Linked DNA regions of Homo sapiens: region 2 is linked to region 1. Evidence: chromatin loops called from intact Hi-C (ENCODE). Cell type or tissue: spleen. All regions are shown on one strand. Each heading gives the region's core, and the rest is flanking DNA. Links, peaks and the distances in the headings are about the cores only.

Region 1 (2,500 bases), core at 1-2,500:
AATGAGAAGTAGGCCTGATTGCTGCCCTTCCACCTTGGAGCTGCCTGAGTGCCCACCCGGGTGTCCCCGTGGGATGGGGGGATGGGGGGATGGGGGGATGGGGGGATGGGGGGACGGGGAGAATGTGTCCCAGACAAACGCGGAAGCTTTGGAAAACCCTCAGCCCTGGCAGGTGCTCTTGGGCACAGGAAAGACAGGTAGTCAAGCCAGACCCTAGAACCAGGGCAGCCAGCAGGCGGTCCCCACCCTGACCCGGCGGTCAGCCGCTCGGCAGCCCTTGCGTCTGTGGCCCTGGCTCTGACCATGGCGGCTGTCACGTCTTGGCCACTCTGTGCTTCTTGGTGGACACACAGTCGGCCCAGAAAGGGTTCCAGCAAAGACGACAGAAGCTGCTCCAGCCAAAATGATTTCCCCAAAAGGAAAACTGAGTCTCAACCTGACAGAGCTTCCAGATCCAGCTACCGATTCTGAACACACCAGGACGGAGGGTACTAAGAGCTTTAGTTTGGGAAGATGGAAAGTTCTGGAGATGGATGGTGGTGGTGATCGCACAACCCCATGAATGCGCTAATGCCGCTGAACTGTGCACTTAAAGATGGTTACCGTGGTCAACTGTATTAGTTACGTGTATTTTATCACAATTTAAAAAAAAAAAACTTTAAAAGAAGTAGTGCAAGCAAAGCCAGACCAAGAAACTGTAGCTGAGCCCAGGCCTCTCCAACGTGAGCCTCGGGAGGAAACTGGAGAGGGGGAGTTTGGGGGAGAGAGTGGCGAAGAAGCTGAGGGCGGCCGCTGCCTCCCAGGCCCCGGACTGTGCTCCCATCCTGGGCAGAGGCGCCTCCCAGCCTGCCCATGGGTGCAGGGCTTGTTGTATGACTCACCTGACCAACAGGGCTGTAGGTGGAAGTGACAGTTCCAAACCCCAGGGCTCTCTGCCTCTGTCCCTCTGGGAGGAGCATGCCTCCCCACCCCCCGCTGGCCCCTCCATGACCCCAGCTGGCCTGGGGATCATGTGCCTGAGGTCTGGGGTAGCGCGTGACACCACAGCCCTATGGCACAGCTGACACCCGGCACCCGGGGTTCCCGATTCCAGAACCCCAGCCCGACAGTGGGAGGGCTCGACTGGGACCCTGGATGTCAAGGGCTCTCCGGTTTTGTAGGCTGGAAACTTTCCATCCCAAAACGCTGATGAGGCTGTGGGTGGCTGGTGAGGGCAAGGGAGGAGCACCCGAGGCACAGACCCTGTCCCCAGGGACACACCCAGGCCCCTCCTGGGAGGCCGCAGGAGGCTAGCTGCTTCAGCAGGGAGCCAGCTTCTCCTCTGCCAGGAAGGTCTTTCCAGCTCTCCTCTGTCTCGCCTCTCCTCCTGTGCCTACCTACCTTGGGCTGAGCCCCTACCGGCCTCAGGCAGACCCTCCACAGCAGGACTCAGACCCCCCGTCCACCGGGATTGCCCGTCAAGGAGTGGTCAGTTCAGAATCGGCTCTTAAGAAGATGCGGCCTCCGCAAGGGGGCGGCCTCCCCTGCCTGACTCAGCCTCGCGGCCGCCCCGCCTACAGCTCTGACTCAGCGTGGGTGGGCAGTGCCGGGCCGGGTGGGCGGCGGGGAGGGGAGCGGAGCAGCCTGTTCCCTGGCTGCCTACCCCCGCAAGCCTCCACTACAGGGGTGAGAACCAGCCTGGCAGGGTGTGGGTCGGTCCCAGCACTACCACCGGGCACTGGCTCTGCCTGCTGGCCAGTGTGAGCAGACCATGCTGTCCCCAAGGCCAGAGCCTGCCCAGCCACATCCCCCAACACGGAGCCCGGCGCTCCCCTGCCCTTGCAGCCCACCCTGCTTTCCCACACTAAACCCCACCTGCCCCTCAAAACAACGGGCTTGCTACTCCTATCCCCAGTAGGCCTTGACCCTCCAGAGGCGCTGTAGGGCCTGGCCACAGGGTCACCTAAAGGGGACCTGAGATGGCATTTAGGAAGTGAGAAGTTTGATCACAGGTGAGAGGCCCTGCAAGGCAACCTTAAGCAGACTTTCCAGCAAGCTCTGCTCCATGCTGAGGCCTCTGCCGCCACCCCCACTGCCGCTGCCTCCTCCTCCTCCTCCTCTCCTTTCTCCTTCTTCTCCTCCTCTACTTTCTCCTCCACCTCCTCCTCCTCCACAGCTGGAGCGCGAAGTACTTTTCCTCTGGTTATGCAACATGCACCTACCAGGGCTTCCTGCTCCTGCTCCCAAGAACCTCCAGTGACCTCTGAGGCTCCTTCTCCAGGAAGGGGTAGAGTGCGACAGCCAGATTCAGGGGTACCCTGGGGCCTGGGGAGGGCATGATGGCCGTGGCCAGGACGCCACATACTGCAGCCATGGAGGAGGACACCTGAGCCCGCTGTGCTCCAGCCTCAGCCTGGCTGCTGGACTCCTTTCCTGACCTTCAGGATCAAAGGGACTGGGTGGGGAGGGTGTGCTCCGAGAAACAAGTGGGCTTGTGCACAAGGAGGGGCCTGGAGATGAG
Region 2 (16,066 bases), core at 243-2,742, 110 kb after region 1:
GAGCTGGGTAGAGGAAGGCGTGATCCTTGGCTAGGGATCCCCCCACCGCCTGTGCCCACAAACCTAGGTGAGGACAGGGATTTTTGTTTTCCTGCCCAAATGTTGCATTTCCAAAGACCACCCTGGCCTGCCACGCCCCCATCCTGTCCCTATAAAATCCCCGAGACTCTAGCAGACTCCATCTGGCCAGGTGTGGTGGCTCACGCCTGTAATACCAGCACTTTGGGAGGCTGAGGTGGGTGGATCACCTGAGGTCAGGAGTTCGACATCAGCCTGGCCTCACATAGTGGACCGTGTCTCTACAAAACTACAAAAGTTAGTGGGGCATGGTGGCATGCACCTGTAATCGCAGCTACTTGGGAGGCTGAGGCAGGAGAATCGCTTGAACTTGGGAGGTGGAGGTTGCAGTGAGCTGAGATCACACCACTGTACTCCAGCCTGGGCGACAGTGTGATACTCTGTCTCCAAAAAAAGAAAAAGAAAAAGAAAAGGAATTGGAATCCATTTGATGCCAGTGTCTTGTCATTCCTGAGACGCTTGAGTATTTCCCTCCCTCTGTTACACAGTTACTTTGGTAAACAGGTACAGGTCCCTTTGGGGGACTCTTCCCGTGGCTTTGCTGCTGTATTCCTTGCAGCAATGCTTCAGGGGTCTCCCTCAAGGAACCTGGCCCCCAACTCAAGGGCTCCAGGTCTGTGAATTGGCTCAGCCTGGAAACAGGTGAGAGGCCGTGGCTGTCCACTGTGGTGACTCAAGTCAGGTTTGGCCACCAGACCCAGAGTTTTGTTTCTGTTGTGTAAGACAAACAGCACTCTGGTCTGCCAACCCTTTGTTTCACCCTGGGCACTGTGATTCGCCGGAGGACCCTGCAGGCCACGGCATCCCGAGCGCCAGTTCCTTCTGCCGCCGCTGGCACACACAGCCCGCGTGGGACTTGACGGCGGCGGTTGCCCCCTGTCCTGCTGCTGCTCTGGGATGTGTCACCCCATGGAGATCAAGGAGCGCATCTCTGCCGGGGCACCCCTCTCCCCGCGGTCACACTTGGCCTACGAAGGAGAGCAGTAGCAGGACTTTTCAGGGTGCAGGGGCTCCCCTCGCCCGGGTGTTCCTCACGTCCGGGAAGGTGGTGCTTCTGAGCCTGCAGGGCGTGGCTGGGTGTGGGCGTGCAGGTCACACTCACGGACTGCCTGTCCGTGGACCTTCGGATTCTCTCCTCCACAGCAGGCCATGGAGGGTCTGGGGTCTTGGGTTCGTGACCTGCGGGCCTCTGGGTCTGAGCTTCAGCCGTCGCGCGAGGGAGCGCTTAGCTGTGGCTGCAGCTGCAGACCCGGCAGAGCGATCAAGGCCCCCAGATCAGGGACTTCAGCCCCCTCTAGTGTTCCGATTCGGTGTTCCCGGTCCAACCCCCCCGAATCCACTCCCGCAGGTTCTCCCCAGGTTCCCCGCGATATCTATCTGAAATATCTCTGAATTCTTGTAGCATGTAAGCCAGGGTTTGCCAAACTACAGCCTGCGGGCCACATCCGGCCTGGAATCTATTTTTTTGTACAGCCTTTGAGTTAAGAGTGGATTTTACATTTCTTAAGGATTGTAAAACACACACACACACACACACACACACACACACACACACACACCGAAAAGGAGGAGGAATGGAGGAGGGAGAAGGAGAAGAGCAAGAGCAAGGTGGCCAGAGGCCGTATGTGGCTCACGGAGCCTGATATTTACTGTTTGATTTTTTATTTTTATTTTTTTTTGAGACAGAGTCTCACTTTGTCACCCAGGCTGGAATGCAGTGGTGTGATCTCAGCTCACTGCAGCCTCTGCCTCCCAGGTTCAAGCGATTCTCCTGCCTCAGCCTCCTGAGTAGCTGGTACTACAGGCAGCTGCCACCGCGCCCAGCTAATTTTTTTTTGTATTTTTGGTAGAGAAGGAGTTTCACCAAGTTGACCAGGCTGATCACAAACTCCTGACCTCAGGTAATCCACCCACCTCGGCCTCCCAAAGTGCTGGGATTACAAGCGTGAGCCACCGTGCCTGGGTGCTGTTTGTTCTCTTACAGAAAAAATTCCCAAGTCCCAGCATGAGCTGTTGTCTTCTGTGTCACGCTGTCCCGGATCCCTAAGATCTGATGCTAATTGTAGGCAACAGGAGGTGGCTGTGCTGGCTTGGGGAGGACGGCAACCTCTCACAAGGGTCTTAACGGTGGGCTCTTGAGGGTTTTCAAACTCAGGAGCACCAGCAACCTCAGCCACCACCACTCCCACTGGCAAGGGAGCCTCGGGGCACCCTGGCAGGAGCCGACTGTGAGCTCCACGGGGTTCCGGGCGCTGCCTCCACTCTGGGTCAGGGGTGCTGTCCTGTCAGCATTCTGCCTCTCAAGTGAGGACACGGGCAAGGCTGTGCGCTCAGCTGACCCTGTGATCAGGTGACACGCGGGACTGAACATTGTGTTTGATTTCCAGCAATGTCAGCCCCGTAGGGACCACAAACAGCAGCTCCTGTGAGGGCTGCCACGAACATTCTCTGCCTCTCAGCTGACCCGAGGCCTGGGAGGAGCTGCTCCTGCCAGCCATCTGATTGCTGTGAACGCCCAGTGTGTGGAGCAGGAACCCCCAGTCCACAGTCCTGGGGTGTCCTTGCTGTTCTGCTCTGAAGGGCAGCAGCCGCTTGGGCACCCCGGCACCAGTCTCACCCAGCCCTTTTTTTTACCCAACCAGAGGCCACAGCAAATCCACTGCAAAGTGGGGCCCAGCACCCCGTTTCCCATTGGCAGGAAACTCAGCCAGGCATTCACACCCTAGGGACGATGCAAACAGTCCCCAAATGCCCTCCTGGGACCTCTCCTTGTGCTAACTCTGTACCATTAGGTTCCAGGCAGGAGACAGAAACCACACCAGTAATTTGAACAGGAACATTTAATATAAAGAATTATAAACTAGAAAAGGAGGTTTCACTATTAAAAGGTTACAAGAGAACTCTGAGGAATACAGGAATAGCAGTGCCAGAAGCAGCGTGTGTTTCTAGGACAGACAGGGAGCACACGAGGAGAAACCAAGAACCTGGAAGAACATCCCAACTCAAGGCTGGGCCTGGCTCTGCTGGACCCTGCAGGCTGCCCCTGCCCGCAGTGGAGGAAGTTGCCCTGGGCTCTGCTGGACCCTGCAGGCTTCCCCTGCCCGCGGTGGAGGAAGTTGCCCTGGGCTCTGCTGGACCCTGCAGGCTGTCCCTGCCCGTGGTGGAGGAAGTTACTGCAGGGTGAGAGCCTAGCCGTCCGTGGGGAGCCTGCCAGTTGGCCGAGAAACTCACTGAGGGGTGCATCTGGGCCAGAGCTTTTCTAACAGGAACTCCTGCCAGGTGCTTGAGAATCTTGCTGGGGAGCACGACAGACGGGGGGTGTCTGCGAGAAGCAGCCCATGGGTGGCAGAGACTCACGGAGGAGTCACCCGCACACGGAGCCACTGGCAGCTGCAGCAAGGAAGGGGTCAGACAGGGAGGCCCCATTCTCTGCCAGGCCTCGCTGCAACCTCCAGCTCCCTCTCCCGTCAAAGCCTCAGGCTGAGCTGGCCAGAAGAGGAGAAACGTTTACAGGGTCCAGCTCCACCAGCACAAACAGGCCTAGGAAGGGTGGATTTGGAGCTGAGGGGTGACAGTGGCACACCGCTGAGCCTTTAATTATGGCGGCAGTGGTGCCATGTCACTTCTGAGACCAGGTGACAAAAGATGACACAAGGCTGGGTGTGGTGGTTCACACCTGTAATCCCAGCACTTTGGGAGGCTGAGGTGGGAGGATTATTTGAGCTCAGGAGTTCAAGACCAGCCTGGGCAACCCAGTGAGACCCCATCTCTATTTAAAAAAAAAAAAAAAAAAAAAAAGATGGCCAGGCATGGTGGCTCACACCTATAATCCCAGCACTTTAGGAGGCTGAGGCGGGCAGATCACTCAAGGTCAGGAGTTTGAGACCATCCTGGCAAACATGGTGAAACGCTGTCTCTACTAAAAATACAAAAATTAGCTAACGTGGTGGTGCACACCTGTAGTCCCAGCTACTTGGGAGGCTGAGGCAGGAGAATTGCTTGAACCTGGGAGGCGGAGGTTGCAGTGAGTTGAGATCATGCCACTGCACTCCAGCCTGGATGACAGTGTGAGACTCCATCTCAAAAAACTAAACTAAACTAAACTAAAATAAGACACAGTGTCTACCTGGTGTCTCCTGGACTCTCGTTCTTGGAACTCAGCCACCAAGTCAGGAGGAGCCAAGCAGCCCCTGGGAGGAACCGCCCACTGACACCACCTGGCCAGCCATGGGATGAGCCTTCTTAGAAGGGAAATGTTCTAGTCCCCTCATCCGCTGAGCCACCCCAGCTGATGTCACACGGAGCAGAGACGAGCCTTCTCTGGTGTACTTTGCCTAAATCACAGATTTGTGAGCAAAATACGTGTTTGTTATTGTTTTAAGCCACTGAGTTTTGGGGTGATTTGTTACTCAGCAAAAGATGACCAGAGCAATGGTTGTAGGTGCTTAGAGAAGGCAGCAGGGAGACTTGAAGGTGTTGGTGTCTGCCCTTCCACGGAGAGGCATGTTCTCCCCTTTATTTGGGGGCCCAGTCCTGGGACTGGTCAGGCCGGGGAACTGGTGAGGGATCGCCACTCTCCATTAAGGTATTTCATGGCAGATCTGGTTTTTTTCTTTTTTCTTTTTCTTTTTTTTTTTTTTGTGAGACAGTCTCACTCTGTCACCCAGGCTGGAGTGCAGTGGCGTGATCTTGGCTCACTGCAGCCTCCGCCTCCCAGGTTCAAGTGATTCTCATGCCTCAGCTTCCCGAGTACCTGGGATTACAGGCATGAGCCGCCAGACCTGGGTAATTTTTTGTATTTTTAGTAGAGATGGGAGTCTCACCATGTTGGCCAGGCTGGTCTTGAACTCCTGACCTCAGGTGATCCACCCACCTTGGTCTCCGGAAGTGCGGGGATTACAGGCGTGAGCCCCTGCGCCTGGCCTAGATCTGGGTTTGTTTTTGTTATTGTATTTTTTTTTTTTTTTTGGAGACAGGGTCTCACTGTTGCCCAGGCTAGAGTGCAGTGGTGCCGTCACAGCTCACTGCAGCCTTGACCTCCTGGGCTCAGGTGATCCACCCCACTCAGCCTCCCGAGTAGCTGGGACCACAGGTGCACACAACCATGCTTGGCTAATCTGTGTATTTTTTGTAGAGATAGGGTTCTCATTATGTTGCCGAGGTGGGTCTCGAACTCCTGGGCTCAAGTGATCCTCAGTCCTTGTCCTCTCAAAGCGCTGGGATTATAGGCAAGAGCCACCGCGCCTGACCTGGTTTTTAAAAAAATGATCAATTTAAGCTTTCATAGACTGTCCATCTTTTTCAGTTCTGGGGATGCTTGACCCATTAGCCAAGGGCCCTGACCCCTGTGGCACTCTCTGCTCCCAGCTGGCCGCTCCTTCTGTCACCGAGCCTGTCCCATCTCAGACTCTCGGTCTTTGCCACTCCAGGGTCACGTGAGAGATCAGGGGACACAGTCTTGTTGGCGGCAGAGCTCAGAGCCTCCTTGTGGGCAAGTTGCAGGCCTTTGTAAGGAATGTTTTGGGGAGGTGATGAGGGACTCAGCCAATGGGTTGCATCTGACGAATCCATTTGGCATTCCTGGCTCTCTACGCTGCTGGATTCTTCTCTCTGTGCTCTACTGAGGAAATCCTGGAATCTCAGCTGGGCCACTGTTAAGTCCAGGTTTCTTTCTTTTTGAGACAGTCTCATTCTGTTGCCCAGGCTGGAGTGCAATGGCGTGATCTCGGCTCCCTGCAACCTCTGCCTCCAGGGTTCAAGCGATTCTCCGGCCTCAGCCTCCTGAGTAGCTGGGATTACAGGCGCCTGCCACCACGCCTGGCTAATTTTTTGTATTTTTAGTAGAGATGGGGTTTCACCATGTTGGCCAGGCTGGTCTCGAACTCCTGACCTCAGGTGATTCACTTGCCTTGGCCTCCCAAAATGCTGGGATTACAGGTGTGAGCCACCACGCCCGTCCAAGTCCAAGTTTCCAGCAACAAATAGAGCGAACAGCTCCAGTTTCTCACAGATACTCAGGCAGACAGTTGAGCTCAGAGTCCCTGGAGTGTGCAGCCGCCCTGACAGTGGGATCCACGCTCACCACTAGTCTCCAGCTTGAATTAGCAAAATCTTGATGATCTTGGGGTGTGGCAGGTTTTTATTCTTCTCCCTGGAGTCAGCTGGGATCTCACTCCAGCTATGGGGTTAGAGGCAACCAGGGGTGACGGGCCTGGGTCTCGAGGGGAATCAGCCTCCTGCCCCAGGCAGATGCTTCAGGTGAGGTCTCCCAGTGTGGGAGCTGCCTCAGATAGGGAGGAGGGTGGCTTCTGCCGGCAAGCAAGGCTGAGTGGGACTCCCTGGGCAGGGGATCAGGGTTACCCCTCAGGTCCTTCCATCCCCACTTCCCCCCGCTCTGCTCTAAGGTTCACACAGGTTACCTGGGGAGGCTGAGAATTTAATTTCCGTTGTAATCCTCCGAGCCGTAGGGTAAAACTTGGGAAATCATTTTCGGATGCCGTGGTCTTGCTACCAGAAGATTTTCTTCACTGTTCCTCCTTGTTTTCTGATTTTCTCCCTCTGACTTCAACTGAGACTGCAGGGCCCTTGTGTGTGATTTTAAAGATGTCATCCTTCCCCTGCTGTCGGAAATTGCCGGCCCGCCCCGGTCCTTGCAGTCAGCAGGGAGGATTCCTTCTGAGGCTCCGAGGGAGAATCCGGCCCATGTGTCCCCCGGCCCCTGGTGACTGTGGGCGGCGTCGGTGTCCCTTGGTTTGTAGAAACATCCCCCCGTCCTCTGCCTTCATCTTCCCGACGTGTTCTCTTGTGTTATGATTGTGTCCAAATGTTCCCCTCCTCCTTTTTTTTTTTTTTGAGATGGAGTCTCGCTCCGTCGCCCAGGCTAGAGGGCAGTGGTGCGATCTCGGCTCACTACAAGCTCTGCCTCCCGGGTTCACGCCATTCTTCTGCCTCAGCCTCCCGAGTAGCTGGGACTACAGGCGCCTGCCACCACGCCCGGCTAATTTTTTGTATTGTTAGTAGAGACAGGGTTTCACCATGTTAGCCAGGATGGTCTCGATCTCCTGACCTTGTGATCCGCCTGCCTCAGCCTCCCAAAGTGCTGAGATTACAGGCGTGAGCCACCGCGCCTGGCCAAATGTTCCCTTTTTATAAGGACAATATGTTATATGGAGGAACCTGCCCCAACACCACCCACATTAACTAATTACATCTGCAATGACATCATCTCCAACTGAGGTCCCATTCTGCGGCGCTAGGGGGTAGGACTTCAACCTGTGAGTTTTGGGGAGGCACAATCCGCCCTTAACTTAGCAATGAGGTCATCACCTGAGGTTTGCCCTGGAAAGCAGGAACCCCTCTGGGCATTTCAAGGAGGGAGGTATTTAATACAAAGGATCAAGTGCTTCAAAAATCATTAAGAGTTGGAGGAATGAAGGCCGGGGAGTCCCATCCCTGGATCTCGGGGACATGGCGAGTGTTTAGAGTCGGGAGGTTGCAGGGACCGCAGGAAACCCTTGGTGATGGCCACAGCTGCCGCCAGCACCAGCGTGAAAAGGCCCACCCGCCACGGCAAGACCTCACATGGGCCAGACCCAGGAACAAGGACACAGATTCTACTCCTCTCCCGCCGCCCCTGTCTCACGAGGGCCCTTCCTGCTGGGGACACTCACCCGGGATCCCTCAGCAGGCAGCATTGGGCCAAGCTGCCCACAGCCGGCCTGGAACATGGGATGGGAAGGCTGTGGGGATCCGGGAAGGTTCCATTGAGGAGGTGACATTTGGGGTGGCCTTCAAATGACACACGAATGGAGAGGCAGCCGGTGAGAAAAGGTGGTTCTTGTGAGGCACCAATGACGTGGACATGACATCATCATCCAGCTGGTCCCTCCACCCAGGTGTCCACCAGCCTCTGGGGGTCGTGCTGGTGGCTCCACTCCACAGAGGTGGCCCTAGGCCTTCTGGGTGCAGGAACTGACCAATGCAGTCACCAGTGGAGGAAGCCCTCCCCACTCTCTGTCCCTCATCTCTTCCCTGACCACGCAGCCAGCTTCCTCCTAGGGCTGGAGGGCCGTTGGGTGGAGAGGGCAGCCCTCCTTCTCCGCCTTCCAGTCCCAGCCTGGTCAGCTGCAGCCATGGTGGGTGAAGACCCACGGCTGCCTGGCCCAGGAGTCACACCCACACCTGAGCCCATGCCTAGTGGGGAGGGAGGGAAGGTGGGGCCGAGAGGCATGCAGGGAGGGAAAGGGCCTTTTGCCGTGTTGCAGGTGACTTGCCTGGGCTGCGTGCTGACGCCTGGCTTGGGCCAGGAGACCCTGAGATCATGAACTGGGGGCTGCACCCCTCCTTGCAGGTGCCCCGCGTCGGTGGGGCCCAGCGGATGTGGGAGAGCTGCCACCTTCTCCATGGGCCGGGGGAGTGTCCAGGCAGGGGCTCCCACGCTCCTGGTGGGATCTTCAGGGTCAGACTAAGCAGCGGTGACTCAGGGAGCAGAGAAAATGATGAGCCCGACGAACATTCTGGAGCAAGTCAAAAGAAGCAAATCCTCAAGGAATGGGCGAGAGCCCAGAAAGTGCTGGTGCTGGACACAAGTGCGGGGTTGGAGGGACCCGTGGCTGCAGACACTCCCTGGGGCGCGGCAATGGGCGGCCTAGGGAAGAGAAGGTGTCCTCGGAGGGGCTGCGGCAGCGCCGGGGAGAAGTGGGCTGCTCCCAGAGGAGGGCCGGGTGGCCCAGAGGGAAGACCCTGCTTGCTGGGGACCCTCAGAGACCCGTGGAGTGGGGGCGCTGGGCTGCAGGGGGTTAAGGGCGAAGACATCTTTTGGGTGCTTGAGAGCTACGGTAGAAATGGGGCAGGAAGGGGTGGCGCGGGGCCTCGGGGCTGACGTCCCAGCAGCCTGTCCCGCCCCGGCTGGCAGCGGCGACCCCCGCGCCAGGGGAAGGAGCAGCGGCCGCGGCGGCCACGCGGTGGCGCTGCAGGACAGGGGAAGCCGGCGGCCCTCGCAGCTGGGGCGGCCCCCAGACCCCGGTGGGAGAGACCCCGGACCCCGCAGGCGGGACCCCGGACCCCGGTGGGAGAGACCCCGGACCCCGCAGGCGGGACCCCGGACCCCGGTGGGAGGACCTCAGCCCGGAGGAGGCAGGACCCCACACCCCTGGGGGAGAGACCCGCAGACCCCTAAGGGAGGCCCCCAGACCTCGGCAGGCCGCCCCGGGGTCCTCGCGGGCCCCTACCCTGTGCAGGCTCCTGCGCGGAGGGCAGCAGAGACTGGGGTCCCGGAAACCCGCGGGGGCGCGGGGGCGGGGGCACGGGGAGTGGGAGGCCCTGTGGCTGCGGGACCTGCGGGGCTTGATGAAGTCACTACCTCACTCATTCACTCATCCATTTATTCACCTGCTCCCTCCCTCCCTCTTCACTCATTCATTCATTCATTCACCTGCGCATTCATTTCCTCCCTCATTCATTCATTCACCCGCTTATTCACTCACTTCCTCATTCACTCATTCATTCACCTGCTCATTAACTCACTCCCTCCGTCCCTCACTGGCTCACTCATTTACTCATTCATTCTCTCACTCATTGACTCATTCACCCACTCTTTAACTCCCTCACTCCGTCTCTCTGTCCCTCACTGACTCACTCATTCACTCCCTCCCTCCCTCATTCATTCATTCACTCACCCACTCCCTCACTCATTCACTCAGTCACCCACTCCTTCACTCATTCATTCATTCATCCTCTCATTCACCCACTCATTCACTCACACACTCATTCATTCACCCACTCATTCACACACACACTCACACACACACACTCACTCACACACTCATTCACTGACTCATTCTTTGACTCATCCGCCCATTCACCCACCCACTCACCCACCCACTCACACACCCACCCATTCATACACTTGCTCATTAACTTTTTCACCCACTCATTCGCTCACTCACTCACTCACTCATACACTCATTCATATTCATTCATTCCTTCAGCGCCTACCATGGGCAGGCCCTGCTCTGAGAACTGCAGTCCCTTTGTCATGGAGTTTGCATATGACAAGGGACACAGGGGAATGGAGGTGGTGCTGGGCTGGAGGGATGTTGGGTGGGTAGTTGAGGATGTGGCATCTGATCTCAGGAGCCTGAACCCCAGATAGAAGGACAGCGGGGTGACAGTGCAGTGCCAGGACTGGATGGTGGGTGGGGCATGGCAGCCCTGGGGCTGGTCCGCCCCTGTTCTCGGACAGCCGGAAGCGCTTGGCCCTTGCCCAGGAGGGACTGACCTCACTTGGGTTTTCATCCTGGCTGCTCCCCCTGGGGAGAAGGGGTCGCGGTGGGAAACAGGCTTGAAGGCCACGGGTCAACCCGGTGAGAGCTGCTGGATGGGCAGGAGCGGCCCTGAGGGGAAGGGGCATGAAGGCGAGGTCAGCCTTTGGCCTAAGCCCCTGGGCAGACGTGGCGCCACTTGGGAGATGACATCGGCCGACCCAGGGGTCACAGGCTGCACACACACTACTGCCCCAGCTCCCACACAGCCAGCCTTCCAGGAGGATGGGGGACCGTCTGCATTCCACGGGAGAAACTGAGGCAGGGAGGAGTAAAGCGGCCTGTGCTGGGTGGAGCTGGAACTGCCAGGCAGGCAGCTGCAGCGGCCCCCCGGGAGTGATGGTGGTGGCCGGAATCAGGTGGCTGGGAGGCTCACGCGCCTGAGGGGACATGAGCGCCCAGGAGGGGGGCCACTGAGGCCTGGAGGGTGTGTTTTGGGTGAGCTATGCCTGTGGTCTGAAGGTCAGGAAGGATGCTGGGTGGGATGGCTTGAAGAGAGCCAGGAAGGGGGTGAGAAGGCCAGGCTTGGGGCAGGAAGAAGCCCGGGGAGGTGGGATGAGCTCACATCAGCTACGGACACAGGAGGCTGCCACAGGCCCTCAAACGGTCCTTGCGTCCCCACACACACTGCGCTGGGTTGGTCTGAGTGACCAAGGGCAGAGGAGAGTGATGGCAGGTCACTTTTGAGATTGGGTCATTAATGGCACGGTGGCCTCCATCTTGGCTGACAGCTGGATGGCCACCCCCGGGAGACCTGAGCCCGGCTTCCTGCTGAGCCGCTTCCGGTCTCCTGGCCTGGGAGTGTGTGGGATGATGTCGGCTGCTTTCAGCTGCTGAGTCCTTGGGTCACTTCTCGCGTGTGATAGACGATGAATGTGTGTGGCACAGGCTGCCCCTGGAGTCAGAATTCTGCAGCTCAGCTGCTGGCCGGGTTCATCTCAAGCCTGGGAGGCTGCCAGAGTCGCCTCCATGCTCATCTGAGTGGCTGTGGGCAGGAGGCCTCAGTCCTGGCCACAGGGGCCCCTCCAGGTGACTTCCCCCAGAGATGAGGGGATTACAGAGCTGGAGGCCGGGCTGCTAGCCTCGTGACCATGAGAGCAGCGGGTCCCTGGGGCTGCCTGATGTCCGCCTGTTTCTCTGGGCTGTTCCAGGCCTGAATTTGTGTCTCACGACTCCGGGCCCCTTACGGTCCTTGGCGAGTTCTTGGGTCTTAGTCTGTTCATGCTGCTGTAACAGAATTCGGAGACTGGGTAATTTATGAACAATGGACATTTCTTTCTTGCAGTTCTGGAGGCTGAGAAGTCCAAGGTCAAGGTGCTGGATTCCCGTGCCTGGGGAGGGCGGCTCTCTGCTTCCACGATGGCGCCTTGAGCTCTGTGTCCCCCCATGGCGGGAGGCAGGACAGCAAAAGGGAGCTGAGGTGTGAAGCCTCTTACACAGGCCTTAATCCCACTCACAGGGGAGGCGCCCTCATGACCCAATTACCCGGAAGGGCCCCACCTCTTAATACGCTAGACTGGGGATTCGGTGCCAACAGGGGTTTTGGAGGGACACGATGTTCAGACCACAACAGTGGGCACCCTCCCTCTCAGGTTGCACTCTTAACACTCTTAAGAGACTTCTGTTTCTCACAGCAAATCCTCTCGCTTGAACCTGGAGGGACCAAAGGCATGACCGGAGCCGCATTCTCTGGCGTCAGTTTGTATTTTTGTCAATGAAAAAGAATGGAAGTGGAATTCATATAACCTGCAATTAACTAGTTTATTTTATTTTTATTTTTTAGAGACAGGGTCTCATTCTGTCACGCAGGCTGGGGTGCGGTGGCAACTATAGCTCACTGCAGCCTCCAACTCCTGGGCCCAGGCAATCCTCCCACCTCGGCCTCCCGTGTAGCTAGGACTACAGTCTGTGCCACCACAAAATAAAATAAAATTTTATTTTATTATTTATTTATTTATTGAGACAGAGTCTTGCTCTGTTGCCCAGGCTGGAGTGCAGTGGTGCAATTTTGGCTCACTGCAACCTCTGCCTCCCAGGTTCAAGTGATTCTCTTGTCTCAGCCTCCCGAGTAGCTGGGATGACAGGTATGCACCACCACATCTGGCTAATTTTTGTATTTTTAGCTGAGACGGCATGTTGACCAAGCTGGTCTTGAACTCCTGACCTCAGGTGATCCGCTCACCTTGGCCTCCCAAAGTGCTGTGATTACAGGTGTGAGCCACTGCGCCTAGCCCCGTTAACCATTTTAAAGTGTACATTTCAGTGGCATTCAGTGTATTCACAATGTTGTACAACCACCTTCTCTATCTGGTGTCAAAACATTTTAATCACCCCAGAAAAATACTCAGTAAGGGCTGGGCTAGGTGGCTCATGCCTGTAATCCCAGCACTCTGGGAGGCTGAGGCAGGCAGATCACCTGAGGTCGGGAGTTTGAGACCAGCCTGACCAACATGGAGAAACTCCGTCTCTACTAAGAATACAAAATTAGTTGCGGTGAGCTGAGATCACGCCATTGCACTCCAGCCTGGGCAATGACAGCAAAACTCCGTCTCAAAAAAAGAAAAAAAAGAAAAGAAAAGAAAAATACCAAGTGGCACCCCTCATTCCTCCTCTCCCCCCACCCCTGGTGCCATCAGTCTCCTTTCTGTAGTTGGGCTGGTTTTACCTATTCCAGATATGTCATATAAAAGGAATTGCACAATATGGCCTCTGGAATCCGGCCTCTTTCATTCCGTGTGTTTGCAGGAGGCATCCTCGTTGTAGCTTCAGTGCTTCCTTTTCAAGGCTGCGTAATATTCCATGGTATGAATATACTGCATCATGTTTATCCATTCATTCATTGTTGGACCTTTTGTTGTTTCTGCCTTTTGGCCATTATGAATAATGTCCTATAAATATTCCTGTACAAATTTCTGCATGGACATGTTTTCATTTCTCTTGGGTATATATCTGGGAGTGGAATTGCTGGGTCCAACGCTGATCCCGTGCTTAACTTCTTGAGGAACCGCCGAACGATTTTCCCCAGTGGCTGCACCATTTTCCATTTTCACCAGCAATGCGGGAAGGTTTCGATTTGTCCACATCTTCACCAACCCTTCTGACTTTCTGGTTTTCTTTTTTTTTTTTTTTAATTGTCAAATGATCCTTTATTGAAATATTTTCCTTTGTGCTTCTTAACTAGCTGGGCATTCCCCGGCACCATTGTTGATGTCATCTATGATGTCATGAGGATGGAGGCCATCAGCATTGCAGCCCAGAGACTGGGCAGTCCCCAGGATCTTTTTAATGGTTCCAGAGAGTTCTCTGGCTAAAGATCAGTGCCACATCTGTGGAGCAATGTTGACAATCTCATCAAAAGTGATATTTCCACTGTGTTTGATGTTTTTCTGTTTCTTTCTGTCTCCTGGCAGTTCCTTGAGGGCGTTGATGATCAGGGCAGAGGCAGAAGGCACCACCTCAGTCTGGGCCTGTCTGTTCTGAATGGTCAGTTTCGCTGTAATCCTCAGACCACCAGTCACCGGTTGCCTTGGCAATGTCATCACCAGCCTTTTTTGGAGACAGACCCAGGGGGCCGGTCTCGGGGGCCAGTGCAGACGTGGCACCGACTTTGCCCCCGCTGCACCTCAGGTGTACGACTTTGCTCTTGTTGGGGTGGAACTTCAGAGCATGGTGAAGCAGCTGGTGTCAGATGAACCAGGGTTCGGGACAACTGAAGGGAGTTGCCAAAAGCTGGTTTTCTTTCTAAATTGAAGCCATCCTAGAAGGTGTGAAGTGGAATCTCATTGTAGTTTTCATGTCCATTTCCCTAATGACTGGTAATGAGCATCTTTTCATGTGCTTATTGGCCATTTGTTCACCTGCTTTGGAGAAGGTATTTAAATCCTCTGACCATTTTAAAATTAGGTTGCTTGTCTTTTTAAAATTTTTTTATTTGTATTTTTTATTTTTATTTTTTTGGAGACAGAGTCTCACTCTGTCACCAGGCTGGAGTACAGTGGCACGATCTCGGCTCACTGTAACCTCCACCTCCCTGGTTCAAGTGATTCTCCTGCTTCAGCTTCCCGAGTAGCTGGGACTACAGGTGCGCACCACCATGCCCAGCTAATGTTTGTATTTTTAGTAGAGATGAGGTTTCACCATGTTGGCCATCATGGTCTCAATCTCTTGACCTTGTGATCTGCCTGCCTCGGCCTCCCAAAATGCTGGGATTACAGGCATGAGCCACCGTGCCTGGCTTATTATTATTATTATTATTTTTGAGATGGAGACTTGCTCTATCACCCAGGCTGGAGTGCAGTGGCACAATCTTGGCTCACTACAGCCTCCACCTCCTGAGTTCCAGCGATTCTCCTGCCTCAGCCTCTTGAGTAGTTGGGATGACAGGCGTCCACCACCACACCTGGCTAATTTTTGTGTTTTTAGTAGAGACGGGGTTTCACCATGTTGGCCAGGCTGGTCTTGCACTCCTGGCCTCAAGTGATCCGCCTGCCTTGGCCTCTCAAAATGTTGGAATTACAGGTGTGAACTCCTGCGCCTGGCCTGGGTTGTTTGACTTTTTGTCGTTGAGTTGTAAGAATTCCTTATATGTTCTGGATATTAAACCCTTATCACATACATTATTTGCAAATAGTTTAATCCATTTCTGTAGGTTGTCTTTTCACATTCTTTTTTGAGACAGGGGTCTGGCTCTGTCACCCAGGTTGGAGTGCAGTGGTGTGATCATAGCTCACTGCAGCCTCAACCTCCCAGGCTCAAGTGATTCTCCTGCCTCAGCCTTCCAAGTAGCTGGGACCACAGGCACGTGACGCTACAACCAGCTATTTTTTTTTTTAATTTGTAGAGACAAGGTCTTGCTATGTTGCCCAGGCTGGTCTTGAATCTTGAACTCCTGGGCTCAGGCAATCCTCCTGCCTCAGCCTCCCAAAGATCTAGGATTACAGGCCTGAGCCACTGTGCCTGGCAGGATAATGTCTTCTGATGCACAAGTTTTTCATTTTTATGAAGTCCAATTTATCTATTTTTTCTTTTGTTGCATGTGCTTTTGGTGTCAAATCTAAGAATCCATTGCCAAACCCAGGGTCATTAAAATTGACTTCTATGTTTTTTTCTAGCTGTTTTATAATTTTATTTCATGTATTTAGGTCATTGATCCACTTTGAATTAGTTTTCAGTACATGGTATGAGGTAAGAGTCCAGCGTCATTGCTTTTGGCATGTAAATCTCCAACTGCCCCCGCATCATTTGTTAAAAAGGCCATTCTTTACCCTTTATCCACTGAATGGTCTTGTCACCCTTGCAAAAATCGATCAGTCATATTAGATCTTCGGGTTTATTTCTGGGCTTTCTATTTTATTCTATTGCTCCGTACGTCTATTCTATGCCAGTACCACATAGTTTTGTAGTAAGTTTTGAGATTGAGAAATGTGAATCCTCTAATTTCTTCCTCCCCCCACCAACACTATTTCTTCTTTACTTTTTAGAGATGGCGTCTCCTATGTTGCCCAGGCTGGACTCCCTTCCCGGGCTCAAGAGATCCTCCCACCTCAGCCTCCTCAGTAGCTGGGACTACAGGCACAAGCCACTATACCTGGCTAATTTTTTTCTTTTGCAAGAAGAAAATTATTTTACAATATTATTTTATGATATTATAATTCTTTTACAATATC

What was found. A loop is a pair of places that touch in the nucleus more often than their neighbours do. Peaks named below come from ENCODE experiments on the same cell type or tissue, not always from the same donor. Only the 100,000 strongest peaks of a DNase experiment are listed, where the experiment ranks them.
Region 2: it touches region 1 in a loop (3-fold over the local background); 78 of 110 quality-filtered maps call a loop at or near these places.

What each region holds. Positions count from the first base shown.
Region 1 is chr17:81,096,577-81,099,076 of GRCh38, reverse strand. The region is part of intron 6 of BAIAP2 (BAR/IMD domain containing adaptor protein 2); the gene reads right to left. Among named protein-coding and RNA genes, the nearest start is that of MIR657, 28 kb to the left of the region's middle. RefSeq lists enhancers at 1,557-2,446, 2,447-2,500. In spleen, for the core only: a CTCF peak has its summit at 1,490 (motif pointing right); a DNase peak (open chromatin) is centred at 1,534; H3K4me3 peaks cover 1,195 bases; H3K27ac peaks cover 732 bases; H3K27me3 peaks cover 1,479 bases.
Region 2 is chr17:80,974,456-80,990,521 of GRCh38, reverse strand. It overlaps the pseudogene RPL12P37. Among named protein-coding and RNA genes, the nearest start is that of CHMP6, 9.4 kb to the left of the region's middle. RefSeq lists enhancers at 1,136-1,325, 8,268-8,767 and silencers at 8,558-8,737, 8,987-9,146. In spleen, for the core only: CTCF peaks have their summits at 1,178 and 1,378 (motif pointing left); a DNase peak (open chromatin) is centred at 2,466; H3K4me3 peaks cover 1,120 bases; H3K27ac peaks cover 1,495 bases.